Linked DNA regions of Homo sapiens: region 1 is linked to region 2. Evidence: read pairs that join two places in POLR2A ChIA-PET (ENCODE). Cell type or tissue: Panc1. All regions are shown on one strand. Each heading gives the region's core, and the rest is flanking DNA. Links, peaks and the distances in the headings are about the cores only.

The links. ChIA-PET counts read pairs that join two places held together with the same protein. Peaks named below come from ENCODE experiments on the same cell type or tissue, not always from the same donor. Only the 100,000 strongest peaks of a DNase experiment are listed, where the experiment ranks them.
Region 1: POLR2A ChIA-PET joins it to region 2 with 7 read pairs; 2 of 35 experiments call an interaction of 5 or more read pairs at or near these places.

What each region holds. Positions count from the first base shown.
Region 1 is chr11:32,914,509-32,925,880 of GRCh38, forward strand. All of the region lies in intron 1 of QSER1 (glutamine and serine rich 1), which reads left to right. Among named protein-coding and RNA genes, the nearest start is that of QSER1, 27 kb to the left of the region's middle. In Panc1, for the core only: no CTCF peak of the experiment used is centred there; no DNase peak of the experiment used is centred there.
Region 2 is chr11:33,711,194-33,715,193 of GRCh38, forward strand. The region is part of intron 3 of CD59 (CD59 molecule (CD59 blood group)); the gene reads right to left. Among named protein-coding and RNA genes, the nearest start is that of C11orf91, 12 kb to the left of the region's middle. In Panc1, for the core only: no CTCF peak of the experiment used is centred there; no DNase peak of the experiment used is centred there; H3K27ac peaks cover 406 bases.

The DNA of each region.
Region 1 (11,372 bases), core at 2,842-6,841, 790 kb before region 2:
TCATTTATTCAGTGCTTAAGTAACTTATTACTTGTGTGCAAGTACTGGCTTGTTTTCTCAGATTTAACATATTTCGTGAAACATTTGCTAATTGATTTTTAAACCTGGAATGTGTTTTATTTCTTAAGCATCATAAACATAAGAGTAGGCTACCCAAGGAGTAGGTTTATATGTTATTAATATCTGGGTATAAACCATAAGAGCATATATTTAAAAGCATTTTATCTTACAGTCATATACCATCTTCACTGCATGAGTGGACATTTTAGATGAATTTTTTGCCTCAGCTATATCTGCTTTAGAAATTAATTTTCTTTGTTATAGTGAAGTTGACTAAAAAATGGTCACACTTAAACAGTGTAGAGAGTGGTAATCTGATAACTAATCTTTGTTGGTTTGTTTCAATTTTTGTTGTTGTTGTTTTTTGTTTTGAGACAGTCTTGCTCTGTTCCCCAAGCTGAAGTGTAGCGGCCTGATCATGGCTCACTGTAGCCTTGACCTGCTGGGCTCAAGCCATCCTCCCACCTTAGCCCCCCTGAGTAGCTTGGACTACAGGTGCCACTATGCCCAGCTAATTATTTTTTGTAGAGAGTCTCACTGTGTTGCCCAGGCTGATCTTGAATTACTGGACTCAAACAATCCTCCAGCCTTGGCCTCCCAAAGTGCTGGGATTATGGGTGTGAGCCACTGCACCTGGCCTGTTTTGGTTATTTGAGAAAATTATAATTTTTTTTTAAAATGTGACAGTGACGGAAAGAAGATGATACTTCCCTTTGCAAAATTCTAACCTTCCTTGTCCTCAATTTCATACCTTACTCATGAGTGTGGGGAGGAGATAGAAGATTTGTTTTATGCTAGGGCTGGGAATATGAAGATTGAGACTTGGTTCATTCTCCTCTAGGATTTAGCTGAGGTAATACTTGGAGTTTGTAAGGTGATGGTAAAAGTTTACTATTCTCTCCCTACCACGACTACCCAGGGCTTGGGGATTAAGAAGGGCTATGCTGGGCCACAGTAGGTCCTATCTTACATAAATGTACCTATATTCAAAGACGAGTCTATACTGGTCCAAACGTGGAATTACAAATCAAGACCATGTTTTGAGGCATGCTTTTTCCTTTTAGGATTATAAAAAAGAAATTCTGGCTTTTGATTAAAAAATAAACAATCTCAACAGACCAGTACTATCAGATTATTATTGCTAAGATTAATACCTTCTGAAATTGATTTTAAAACCATAAAGCACAGATTTTTAAAAAACATTATTATATGGTATATGGAGATGGGCCAACCATAAAAGATTGAATACATGCATGACAGCAAGGCTTATCTAGAAACCACCTTCTTTTGGTAGTGTTGCGTAGTTCATGAAAAATTAAAAATGATCACTAAGGTTGGATGAATATAATTTTGTTTTTTTTTTTTTGAGATGGAGTTTCACTCTTGTTGCCTAGGCTGGAGTGCAATGGTGTGATCTCCAACTCCTGGGTTCAAGCAGTTCTCCTGCCTCAGCCTCCCGAGTAGCTGGGATTACAGGCATGCGCCACCACACCCGGCTAATTTTGTATTTTGAGTAGAGACAGGGTTTCTCTATGTTGGTCAGGCTGGTCTCCAACTCCCGACCTCAGGTGATCCGCCTGCCTCGGCCTCCCAAAATGCTGGGATTACGGGCATGAGCCACCGCGCTCGGCTGGATGAATATAATTTTTATTGATACAATTTACATGGATGAGTGACCATTTTAAATCGTACAATTCAATAATTTTTAGAATACTCACAAGGTTGTACAACCATCACCATTATCTAATTTCTAGAGCATTTTCATTACCTAATAAAGAACCACATACCCAGTAGCAGTCTTTTCCTAGTTTCCCCTCTCCCCAGACCCTAGCAAATGCAGTAATCTGTCTCCATGGATTTGCTTGTTTGGGACATTTCATATATAGCCATGCATCACCTGACAAAAGGGGTATGTTCAGAGAAATGTGTCGTTAGGTAATTATATCACTGTGCAAACATCTTAGGGTATACTTACACAAACCTAGATGGTGTAGACTGTACACACCTAGGCTATATGGTATGATCTGTCAATCCTAGGCTACAAACCTGTACAGGATCTTACTGCCCTGAATACTCTAGGCAGTTGTAACACAATGGTAAGTATTGGTGTATCTAAACACCCCTAAACATGGAAAAGGTACAGTAAAAATAAGGTATTGTAAGTTGTACATGTGGTCTGTTGATTGAAACATTGTTATGTTGGGCATGACTCTATTTTTTTTTTTTTTGAGATGGAGTCTCAGAGTCTCGCTCTGTTGCCCAGGCTGGAGTGCAGTGGCGTGATCTCAGCTCACTGCAACCTCCACCTCCCGGGTTCAAGCGATTCTCCTGCCTCAGCCTCCTGAGTAGCTGGGACTACAGATGCATGCCACCACACCCAGCTAATTTTTGTATTTTTAGTAGAGACGGGGTTTTGCCATGCTGGCCAGGCTGGTCTCGAACTCCTGACCTCAGGTGATCCACCCACCTCGGCCTCCCGCAGTGCTGGGATTACAGGTGTGAGCCACCACGCCCGGCCGGGCATGACTCTAAATGGAATTATATGTGGTCTTTTGTGTTTGGCTTCTTTCATTTAGCATAGTACTTCCAGATTCCTCCAGGTTGTAGCATGTATCAGTATTTTGTGCCTCTTCGTGGGTGAATAGTATTCCTTTGTTTGACTACATCACGTTTTGTTTATTCATTTATTAGTTTTTGCACATTTGGATTGTTTCCACCTTTTGACTATTATGAATAATGTTGCTATGAACATTTATGTACAAGTTTTTGTGTGAACATGTTTCCATTCTCATGGGTATATGGGAGTAGAGTTGCTGGGCCATGTGGTAATGATGTTTAACTTTTTGAGGGAGGCATGAGATTTTATTAATATTTTCTTAATTCAGTTAACTACTGTTGCTTTATTCACAGCTAACTTAATGTCAAATGTAATCTTTATCCCATTGAACACAAGATACTAAAAAACCCTATTTTATGGCCAGGTGTGGTGGCTCATGTCTGTAATCCCAGCACTTTGGGAGGCCGAGGTGGGCGGATCACTTGAGATCAGGAGTTCAAGACCAGCCTAGCCAACATGGTGAAACCCCATCTCCACTAAAAATACAAAAACTAACTGGGCGTGGTGGCACCGGCCTATAGTCCCAGCTACTTGGGAGAGGCAGGAGAATCGCTTGAACCTCAGAGGCAGAGGTTGCAGTGAGCTGAGATCGTGCCATTGCACTCCAGCCTGGGTGACAATGTGAGACTCTGTCTCAAAAAAAAAAAAAAAAAAAAAAACCAGCATTTCTCTGTATTGCTTTCTGTGACTTATGATGTGGAGCTCTCTTGTTTTGTGCTTCAGTAATTAATATCATTAGATGGTAGCTCAAGTAGGTTTTGGCCTTATATGAAATCCTGATATAATGCCTAAAATTAATAATATTAAGTCTCAGATAATTCAGTTTTTAATTAGCATGGAGTGACCTACTGGCTTAATCTTTCATTTTTGAATCCCTAGTCCTTAACAGGATGCCTGCCCAGTCAAGTAGGCACTCAGTAGAAGTTTGAGAGATTATTGAGCTCTAACTTGAAGCTGATTTCTCTTCCGAAACTGTACATGGGTTGTAATTATTTATGACTACCTGCTGTGTACCACATACTATTCTGGGTGCTTGGGATGTACCAGTGAATAAAGCAAAGGCCCTGTCCTTAAGGAGTTTACCTTTCAGTGCATACTGGGCAAACTAGCATACTATATATAGTAAATACATATAGTATGTTGAGTGTTTATTAATGCATGGAGAAAAATAAAGAGGGTTAGGGCATGTGGAGAGAGAGGACAGAGTAAGGATGTTGTTTTTTATGGGGTGGTCAGGGAAATCTTGAGAGGTGAAATTTAAGCAGAGACCTAAGGGGAAATGAGGAGTGAGTTTGAGGGATGAGGCAAGAGACCTGTCTGGCTGGGAGTAAAAAATAGGAGCTAAAATCAGAGGTGTAAGGGAGCAGCAACTAGATCATGTAGTGCCTTGAGAACTTTGTAAGAAGTTGTGGCTCTTGTGAGGTGGGAAGCCGTTGGAAAGTTTTTCATGATTTGATTTTACCTTTTTAAGAGAATGACTCAGGCTGAGGATGAGGGGAAGGAGGGGCAAGAGCAGAGGCAAGGAAACCAGTTAGGTATAATAATTCCTTGTCTGTTCAAGAAGTGATTGGAGTTAGCAAAGATTTATAAGGAACACCCTCTTCCCCCCAAAAACCCCTGATATTTATAAATTAGATCAATAATTATTCTAACGCTTAGGAAGTTGTGTTTAGATTTAGCATGGCTTACATTTTTTTAAATGTAGACTTCATTTTTGGGAACTGTTTTAGATTTACAGAAAAATCAGGAACATAGTATAGAGTTCCCATACACCCCCCACCTAGTTTTCCCTATTATTACCATCTTGCATTGGTATGGGACATTTGTTACAGTTAATGAACCAATATTAATACAGTATTATTAACTAAAGCCTATAGTTTATGCAGATTTCCATAGATTTACTTAATGTCTTTTTCTGTCTCCTCTTATCTGTGACAGTTTTTCCAGCTTAGTTTGTTGTTTTTGTTGTTGCGGTTTTGTTTTTTAGAGACAGAGTCTTGCTCTGTCATCCAGGCTAGAGTTCAGTGGCATGATCACCTACGAACTCCTGGGCCGAAATGTGTAGCTGGAAACTACAGGCAAGCACCACTAGGCCTGGCAAATTTTTAAAAGTTTTTTAGAGACTGAGTATTGCTATGTTGCTCAGTCTGGTATCAAGCACTTCTCTGGCCTCAACCTCTTATTACTTTGCTTTTGATAACCTTCACAGTTTTCAGAAGTACTGGGCAAGTATTTTGTAGGATACCCCTCTTTTGGAATTTGCCTAATGTTTTTTCTTTTCATGTTTAGACCGGTGTTACTGGTTTTGAGGAGGGAGACCACAGGGGCAAAGTGTCACTTTCATCACATCCTGTCAGTGGTACATACTATCAACGTGATTTATCACTACTGATAAAGCCTTTATCACCTGGTCGATTCTTGTCAGGTTTCTACACTGTAAAGTTACTCTTTTTTTCCTCCTTTCAATACTATACTCTTTGGAAAGGCGTCACTGTGTGCAGTCCACACCTGAGTGGGGAGTTATGGTCTCCCTCCTTCAGGGTAGAGAATCTACATAAATTAATTGGGAATTCTTCAAGGGGAATTTGTCTCTTCCTCTCTATTTATTCAATCGTTTATCAGTATGGACCCATGGATATATATTTTATACTTCGGGTTACAAGCCAGTACTATTTTGTTGCTCAAAATGTTCCTGCTTTGGTCATTGGGAACTCTTTTCAAATAGCTTGTGTGTTCCTTTGACATAAATGTCTTTTCTTTTTTTCTCCCTCCCTTTCTGCCCCCTTTCTTTTTAGCACTTTCTTACTTTCTGGCACTACAAGATACTCTAGACTCATCTTGTATATTTCCTGCCCCAGTACTAGAATCAGCCATTTCTCCAAGGAGCCTTGGTTCCTTTTTCTTGGAGAATGGTACGAGAAACCAATCTGGGCACTAGGTATGTTCTTTGCTGCTGGAGTGTCATTGCTTCTGGGCTCTGTCCGCCAGAGTAAGGAAATACACATGTAGCTTGTTTTAATATAGAGAATGATTGCTATGATCATTTTAAAAGCATATAAAATCGTAAGAGTATTTTGAAAATAGCAGTTGGGCATTTGGGTTTTTGTATTAAGGGATTTCTACATTATACTTTGAGTAGCAAAAGAATGAAACTGGACTCCTACCTCACACCATATAAAATAATTAATTTGAAATGGATCTGTCATCCTAAATGTAAAAGCTAAAACTAAAAAACTCTTAGAGAAAACATGGGCATAAATCTTCATGACCTTGGATTACAAGTTATTTCTTAGATATGCTATCAAAAGCATGAGTGTGACAAAGGAAAAAATAAATTGGACTTCAAAATAAAAAATTTTTGTGCTGTACATGATACCATCAGAAAGTGAAAAGATAACCACTGAATGGAAAACAATGTTAAAAATCAGATTTATCGGGGATTTGTATCCAGCATATTTAAAGAACTCTTATACTTTAATAATAAAAAGATAACCCAGTTAAAATATGAGCAAAGCATGTGAGTAGACACTTGTCCAAAGAAGATGCAAGTGGTCAGTAAGCACATGCAGAGATGCTGTACATTATTAGTCATAATGAGGTAAATGCAAATCAGAACCACTCCACACCTGTTAGGATGTCTACTATAGATGAGAAATACAGATAATAAATATTAGTGAGAATGTTGAGAAATTATAACTTATACTTTGCTGGTGGGAATGTAAAATGGTACAGCCACTTTGGAAAACAGTTTGGCCATTTCTCAAAATGTTAAACATGGAGTTTTCATTTGACCCAGCAATTTCACTCCTGGATATATATACCCAAGAGAAATTAAAACATACATCTATACAAAAACTTGTACATGAATGTTCATAGCATCGTTATGATAGCCCAAAAGTAGAAACAACCCAAATGTCCATCAGCTGATGAATGGATAAACAAAATGTGGTATATCCATACAATGGAATATTCAGCCCTAAAAAGGAATGAGGTACTGATATATCCATGTTGTAATAAGGTGAACCTTGAAAACATATTTAGTGAAAGAAGCCAGTCATAAAAGGCCACAGGTAGTATGATTCAGTTTTTATGAGTTATTTTGAATAGGCAAATCCATAGAGACAGAAGGTAGATCAGTGATTGCCAGGGGCAGAAGAGAGGAGGGAAATAGGACCAGTTGCTCATGGATACACGTTTATTTGGGGGGGATGATCAAAATATTCTAAAATTAGATTGTGGTGACAGTTGGACAAGTCTGAATATTCTAAAAACCACTGATTAGCATACTTTAAAAGGGTGACCTTTATGGTATGAAAGTTGTATTCCAAATTTGTTTTTTTACAAAATCATTTAGAACAGAATAGCAAAAGACACTTAGGGATAAATTTAACAAAATACATGTAAGAATTATACACTAAACACTACAAAAGATTGTTGAGAGAAATTAAAGACCAGAAACAGCTGTACCATATTCATGGCTTAAAAGATTCAGTACTTTTAAGATGGTATAGTTTTTCCCAAATTGATGTTTAGATTCAATACAGTTTTTTTGTTGTCATAGAAATTGACAAGCTAACTCAAATGTATGTGGAACTACCTAGCACAGCAAAACAATTTTGGAAAAAGAACAAATTTGGAAGATTTGTGTTATTGAATTGAAGACACTATAAACACAGTTGTATAAAAATATAGTTATTTGTGGATTGATTTATATGAACAGACATTGGTCAGTGTAACACTATAGTCAAGAAATAGAAACCCATATATATGGTTTATTGGTTTTTGACAGAGGTGCCAAGACAATTCAATAGGTAAAGAATAATCTTTTCAATATATAGTGCTGGAACCATCGCACATTGAAATTTTAAAAATGAGTATCAACCTTTTACACCACGTATAAAAAATTAACTCCAAATGGATTATAGCCCTAAATGGAAAAGTTAATACTATAAAACTTCCAGAAGAAAACAGAAAATCTTTGAGATCTTAAATTAGGCAAAGATTTCTTAGGTACACCACCAAAAGTACAATAGATAAATTAAAAACTGATCAAAATTAAGAGCTTTTGCCCTTCTAAAGATACTGTTGCAAGAATGAAAGCCACCGGGTGGGAGAAAATATTTGCAAAACATAACTGGCCAAGAACTTGCTCCAGAATATATAAGCAACTCTCTAAACTCAGTAATAGAAAACAACCCAATAAAAATGGGCAGAATATTTCAGTAGTACTTTTACTAAAGATTTCTACATGGCAGATGGTGAGATACTTATTGTACATCAATTAGAATGGCTAATTTTTTTTTTTTTTTTTTTTTTTGAGCCAGAGTCTCACTCTGTCACCCAGGCTGGAGTGCAGTGGTGTGATCTCGGCTCATTGCAACCTCCGCCTCCCAGGTTCAATTGGTTTTCATGCCTCAGCCTCCCGAGTAGCTAGAATTACAGACCTGTGCCACCATGCCTGGCTAATTTTTGTATTTTTAGTAGAGATGGGGTTTTGCCATGTTGGCCAGGCTGGTCTTGAACTCCTGACTTCAAGCGATCCACCCACCTCAGCCTCACAAAGTGCTGGGATTATAGGCGTGAGCCACCATGCCCGGCCTATTTTTTTTTTTAAGTAACAACTTACAAACTAACAATACCTAGGGCCCATATGGATGCAGAGTTACTAGACATACATTATTGGTGGGAATGTAAAATGTTATAGCCACTCTGGAAAACATGCAGTTTATCTGAGTTAAAGATACATTACTGTATAACTCAGCCATCTCTCTACTCAAGTGAAATTAAAACTTATGTTCACACAAAAACTTATGCACATGTGTATAGCAGCTATATTCATGATTGCCCCAGATGTCTCTCAACTGGTGAGAAGGTTTTAAAAAACAAACCAACCTGTGGTACAACCATGCAATGGAATACTGCTCAGCAATAAAAAGGAATGAATCACTGATAGAAATAACAACATAGATGAATCTCAGAGGTGTTACACTAAGTGAAAAGCCAGACACAAAGACTACATATTAAATGATTCCATCTATATGACATTTTGGAAAAGGCAAAATCACAGAAGCAGAAAACAGATCTGGGGACTTGGTGGTAGGATGGGTTCACTGCAGAGAGGCAGGGGGAATCTTTGTGGTGATGGAAGTGTTCTCTCCCTTGGTTTCTGTGGTTTGTTTATGCAGGTATGAAAACACACACTAGAGGGCTGGGCACAGTGGCTCACGCCTGTAATCCCAGCACTTTGGGAGGCCGAAGTGGGCAGATCACCTGAGGTCAGGAGTTTAAGACCAGCCTGACCAACATGGCAAAACCCCGTCTCTACTAAAAATACAAAAAAAAATTAGCCTGGCGCAGTGGTGCACGCCTGTAATCCCAGCTACTCAGGAGGCTGAGGCAGGAGAATTGCTTGAACCTAGGAGGTGGAGGTTGTGGTGAGCCGAGATCACACCACTACACTCCAGCCTGGGCAACAGAGTGAGACTCTTGTCTCAAAAAAAAAGGCCGGGCACGGTGGCTCACACCTGTAATCCCAGCACTTTGGGAGGCCAAGGCGGGTGGATCACGAGATCAGAAGATCAAGACCATCCCGGCCAACATGGTGAAACCCCATCTCTACTAAAATATAAAAAATTAGCCGGGTGTGATGGCGGGTGCCTGTAGTCCCAGCTACTCAGGAGGCTGAGGCAGGGGAATCGCTTGAACCCGGAAAGTGGAGGTTGCAGTGAACTGAGATCGCACCACTGCACTCCAGCCTGGCGACAGAGCAAGACTCCATCTCATTTAAAAAAGCCCTAGAAAAGGTGAATTCTACCTATGCAAATTATACCTAATTTTTAAAAAGCGAAAATGTGAAAAATTTGAACCTTGAACTTTACCTCATACCATACACACAAAAAGATCTCAAAATGAGTCACAGACCTAAACATATAAGCAAAAACATTAAAACTTACAAAATAAAACAATAGGAGAATGTATTAGTGACTTTGGGTTGGTGAAGATTTCTTAGGACACCAAAAGCACAAACTATAAAACAAAAAATCTTGATAATTCACACTGAGCAAAAATTAAAACCTCATTATTTAAAGACAGTGGAGGCCAGGTGTGGTGGCTCACACCTGTAATCCTAGCACTTTGGGAGTCCAAAGTGGGTAGATTGCTTGTTTGAGTCCAGGAGTTCCAGACCAGCCTGGGCAACATGGACAAGCTTTGTCTCTACAAAAAGTTAGCTGGTGGTGGTGGTGCACGCCTATGGTCCCAGCTACTCGAGAGACTGAGGTGAGAGAATCACCTGAGCCCGGGAAGTGGAGGCTGTAGTGAGCCGTGATCATGCCACTGCAATTGAGGTTGGGTGACCGGAGTGAGACCCTGTCTCAAAAAAAAAAAAAAAAAAAGGAATAAATAAAGACACTGGAAAATGAAAGAGAATGAAAAGGCAAGCCAATAGACTGGGAGAAAATACTCCCAATACATATATTTGAGAATGAATTTTGATCCAGGGTATGTAAAGAATTCTTAAAACCCAATAAGAAGGGAAACAACCCAGGTTTGGTTTTATTTTCAGCTTTTATTTTAGATTCAGGGGGTACATGTGCAGGTTTGTTACAGCATGATGCTGAAGTTTGGAATACAAATGATCCTGTCACCTGGGTACTGAGCATAGTAGCTGACAGTTTGTTTTCCAGTCCTTACCCCCTTCTTCCCTCCTCTAGTAGCCCCCAGTTTCTATTATTGCCATCTTTATTTCCAAGTACGCAATGTTTAGCTCCCACTTATTAATGAGAACATGTGGTATTTGGTTTTCTGTGCCTGCATTAATTTGATTAGGATTATAGCCTCCAGCAGCATCCATATTGCTGCAAAGGACATGATTTTGTTCTTTTTAATGGTTGTGTGGTATTCTAAGATGTTTGTGTACCACATTTTCTTTATCCAGTCAACCGTTGATGGGCACGTGTGGGTTGACTCCATGTCTTTGCTATTGTGAATAATGTTGCAATGAACATGCAAGTCAATGTCTTTTTGGTAGAATGACTTGTTTCCTTTTGGATGTATACCCAGTAATGAAATTGATGACAACCTAGATCTTTTAAAAGGGCTAAAGATTTGAATAAACTTCACTAGAGAAGCTAAAAGAATAGCCTTACAAACATACAGAAAAATGCACCTCCTCGTATGTTATCAGAGAAATGCAAATTAAGCCCAGTGATACTCCACTGAACCCACCTAGAATGGCTAAAATTAAGAAGACTGAAAAGATCAAGTATTGACAAAGATGCAAAACTACTGGAATGTTGATACATCGCTTTTTTATTTATTTATTTATTTATTTATTTATTTATTTATTTATTTATTTTTTGCAGACAGAGTCTTGTTCTGTCACCCAGGCTGGAGTGCAATGGTGCAATCTCAGCTCACTGCAACGTCTGCCTCCTGGGTTCAAGTGATTCTCGTGCCTCAACCTCCAGAGTAGCTGAAATTCGAGACCTATGCCACCACGCCCAGCTAATTTTTGTATTTTTAGTAGAGATGGGGTTTTGCCATGTTGGCCAGGCTGATCTCAAACTCCTGACCTCAAGTGATCCGCCTGCCTCATCCTCCCAAAGTACTGGGATTACAGGCATGAGCCACCACAACAGGCTGTGTTGCAGACATTAATAAGGATACATTACCTTAACGACTTCAAGCTCAGAAT
Region 2 (4,000 bases), core at 1-4,000:
CGGTGGCTCACACCTGTAATCCCAACACTTTGGGAGGCTGAGATGGGAGAATTGTTTGAGGCGGGAAGTTTCAGACCAGCCTGGTCAACATGGCAAGACCCCCTCTCTATTTCTTTTTTAAAGTCATATGTAAGAGCATAGTATCCAGGATATAGAAAACATTCTTAAACTCTACAATAAAAAGACTAACCCAATTAAAATATGGACAATGAGGCCAGTGTGATGGCTCACACCTGTAATCCCAGCACTTTAGGAGGCTGAAGTGAGAGGATTGCCTGCGGCCAGCCTGGGCAACATAGTGATATCCCAACTCTACAAAAATAAAAAATAAAAAAATTAGCCAGGCAGGGTGTTGCGCCTTTAGTCTTAGCTACTTGGGAGGCTGAGGCAGGAGGATCACTTGGACTCAGGACTTTAAGGCTGCAGTGAGCTATGATTGTACTGCTGCATTCCAGCCTAGGCAACAAAGCAAGACCTTGCCTCTTTAAAAAAAAATGGGCAAAGGATTTGAATAAACATTTCTCCAAAGAAGATTCTCAAATGGCCAATAAGTACATGAAAAGATGCTTGATATCATTAGTCATTAGGAACATGCAAATGAAAATCACAGTGAGATACCACTTTATACTCACTAGGATGGCTAAGATCAAGAAAATGGTAAATAGCAAATGTTGCAAGGAAGTGGAAAAAATTGGAACCCTCAAACATTGCTGGTGGGAATGTAAAATGGTGTAGATACTCTGGACAAATTTGGCATTTCTGCAAAAAGTTAAAGATAGAGTTATCCATTTGACTGAGCAATTCCACTCACAAGTGTATATACTTCTGCCATTCTCTGGAAGGATTCCCAAGTAATTTAATACTGTTATCATCATGGAAGAATACACTTCGTTTATGTTTCTATTGAGTTTTTCAAATTTGCCACATGGATAATTTTTAAAATATTTGAAACTTCATTTTAAAAATCATTAGATTATTCAGTAATACAGGAAAAGTTTCTATAAGAACATGCTATCATGGTCTCATTTTTGGAAAAATAGCCTTGGGCACACAGGAAAATAAAGGCCAGATGTATACACTCCAAGTATCTTATCGTAGTTTGAATTGAAAACTACGTTCACACACAAGTTTCCACATGAATGTTCATGGCACCATGATTCAAAATTGCTAAAAAGTGGAAACAACCCATATGTCCATTACTGGTGAATGGATAAACAAAATGTGATATATCCACACAATAGAATACTATGTGGCCACAACAGAATGAAGTACTGATACATGCCACAGCATGAGTGAACCTTGGAAACATTATGTTTAGTGAAAAAAAAGCTAGTCGCAAAGTGCCACAATACTGTATGATTCCTTGCATATGAAGTGCCCAGGAGAGCCAAATCTATGAAGACAGAAAGTACATCAGTCACTGCTGGGGCATGCAGGAGGGAGGAATGAGGACTGACTGCTAACAGGTTTCTTTTCAAGGTGACAGAAAGATCCTGGAATTAGACAGTTGCGATAAGTCATACAACCTTGTAAATATACTAAGAGCCACTGAATTATACACTTTAAAATGTAAACGTTCTGGTCTGTGAATTATATCTCAATAAAAACCCTAGATGCAGAACAGTGTATAGAATGTGACCCATTTGTGGAAATAAAGCACATATACATTGAGGTAAGTGCATTTATTTTTCTCTGGAAGGATTCCCAAGTAATTTAATAGTGTTATCATCATGGAAGAATACACTTCGTTTATGTTTCTATTGAGTTTTTTTAATTTGCCACATGGATGATTTATTTTTAAAATATTTGAAACTTCATTTTAAAAATCATTAGATTATTCAGTAATACTGGAAAAGTTTCTACAAAAAACACGCCATCATGGTCCCATTTTTGGAAAAATAGCCTTGGGCACACAGGAAAATAAAGGCCAGAAGTATATACTCCAAGTATCTTATCACAGTTTTTTTAATATTCAGAAAAAGCATGTTAGGTGAAAAATGTATTAGTTGAGAGAGTGGTATTATGGTAGATTTTCTTCTCCAAAAATAACTGAGTGCCTGTGTGCTAGATACTGGGGTATAAGAAGGTATTTGTCCTTGCCCTGAAAGTGGTTTCTTATCTTCTGTGCTGGAAAGAAAAAAACGCAGATGCATACTTCCTTATTTCAGGCTTGTAGCTAATTTACCCAATTCCATGCAGAGCTTGGAACACAACACTTCTCAGTTTATAACTGCAGGCATAACTGTCCTGTCCTCCTCCTCTGAGGGGATGGGTATCTGGATTGGAATTTAATGAAGTTTAGTCAAGTGGCAGAGTCCACATAGAGTATTCCAGAAATGGCTCTAGTTGCTGAAGTCTTAACTAAATAACTGGAAGCTTCTAATATTGTACTAGAGGCTGCTGGTGATTCAGACAAGTTACTGCTTTGTAACAGTAATTACGCATTGGAACTTGAAAAGCTTTAAAGCTATCAGAATTTTAATTAGGGAAGCCTAGAAGCTTGGGGAGAACAGACAGTAATTTATGAATAATTGCTACCAATTAATCATTTACTATGTGTCGTGCAGCGTACCAAAGTGCTTTACTTGAATTATCATATTCAAACAACAGCCTTAACGATGGTAATAATCTCACCAAAGCCAGCCTTGGAATTATCCACATAAAAGTGGCTTATATCAGAATCCCTGGAGTGTTACAGGTTTTCTCCTCCTCACTCTTTTTGAAGACTTCGGCTCAAGTCTATCTAAAGTCAACAGTCTTCAGCTGTCCTAGGCACCCTTAAATGTGGCCCTTGTTCAGAACGTCATTACAGCAGTGACCACTTGACACTGTCATCAGAGGCTCCTTCAAGACTAAGTACATTTAACCTTGCTTACACTTCCATGGTTTATACTGCTAGGATGCCAGTAAATATTGGTTGAATTAGCAGCCAACCTGTCTCTCTTCTAGACTTACTTTGTATAGCACCATCATATCTGTCTCTGTGCAAACGTCATAGCGTGTAGTTACACAAACTTACATGGAATAGCCTAGTACACACTCAGGCTATGTGGTATGTCCTATTGCTCTTAGGCTACAAACCTGTACAGCAAGTTACTATACTGAATACTGTAGGCAACTGTAATGCAGTGGTAAATATTTGTGTATCTGACCATATCTAAACATAGAAAAATACAGTAAAAATATGACACAAAAGATTTTAAAAATGGTACACCTGTACAGGGCACTTACTGTGAATGGAGCTTGTGAGATTGGAAGTCAGTGAATGAGTGGTGGGCGAATGTGAAGGCCTAGGACATTGCTGTACACTACTGTAGATGTTTTAAATATTGTACATTTAGTCCACACTAAGCTTATTTTAAAAAATCAACCCTAGTTTACTGCCACTTTACTTTAGAAATTTTTTAATTGTAAATGTTTTTACCTTTGTAATAAAACAGGGTAAAACACAAACATGTTATACAGTGGCACAAAAATATTTTCTTTCTATTCTTATTTTATAAGCTTTTTTATTTAAAAAAATTTTTAAAAACTTTTCTTGTTTTTGTTAAAAATGAAGACACAAGCACACACATTAGCCTAGTCCTACATAGGGTCTGGATCATCAGTATCACTGTTTTCCACCTCTTCATCTTGTCCCACTGGAAGGTCTTAGGGGTAAGAATACTCATGGGGCTGTCCTGTCCTAGGAGAGCAATGCCTTCTTCTGGAATACCTCCTGAAGGACCTGCCTGCTGAGGCTGTTTTTTTTTTTTTTTTTCTTTTGTAGAGACAGAGTCTTGTTCTGTCACCCAGGCTAGAGTACAATGGCACGACCTTGGCTCACTGCAACCTCTGCCTCCTGGGTTCAAGCAATTCTTCTGCCTCAGCCTCCCGAGAGGCTGTTTTATAGTTAATTTTTTTAGTAAGTAGAAGGACTACATGCTAACATGATAAAAAATATAGTAAATACACAAACCAGTAACACATTTATTATAAAATATTATATACTGTATATAAT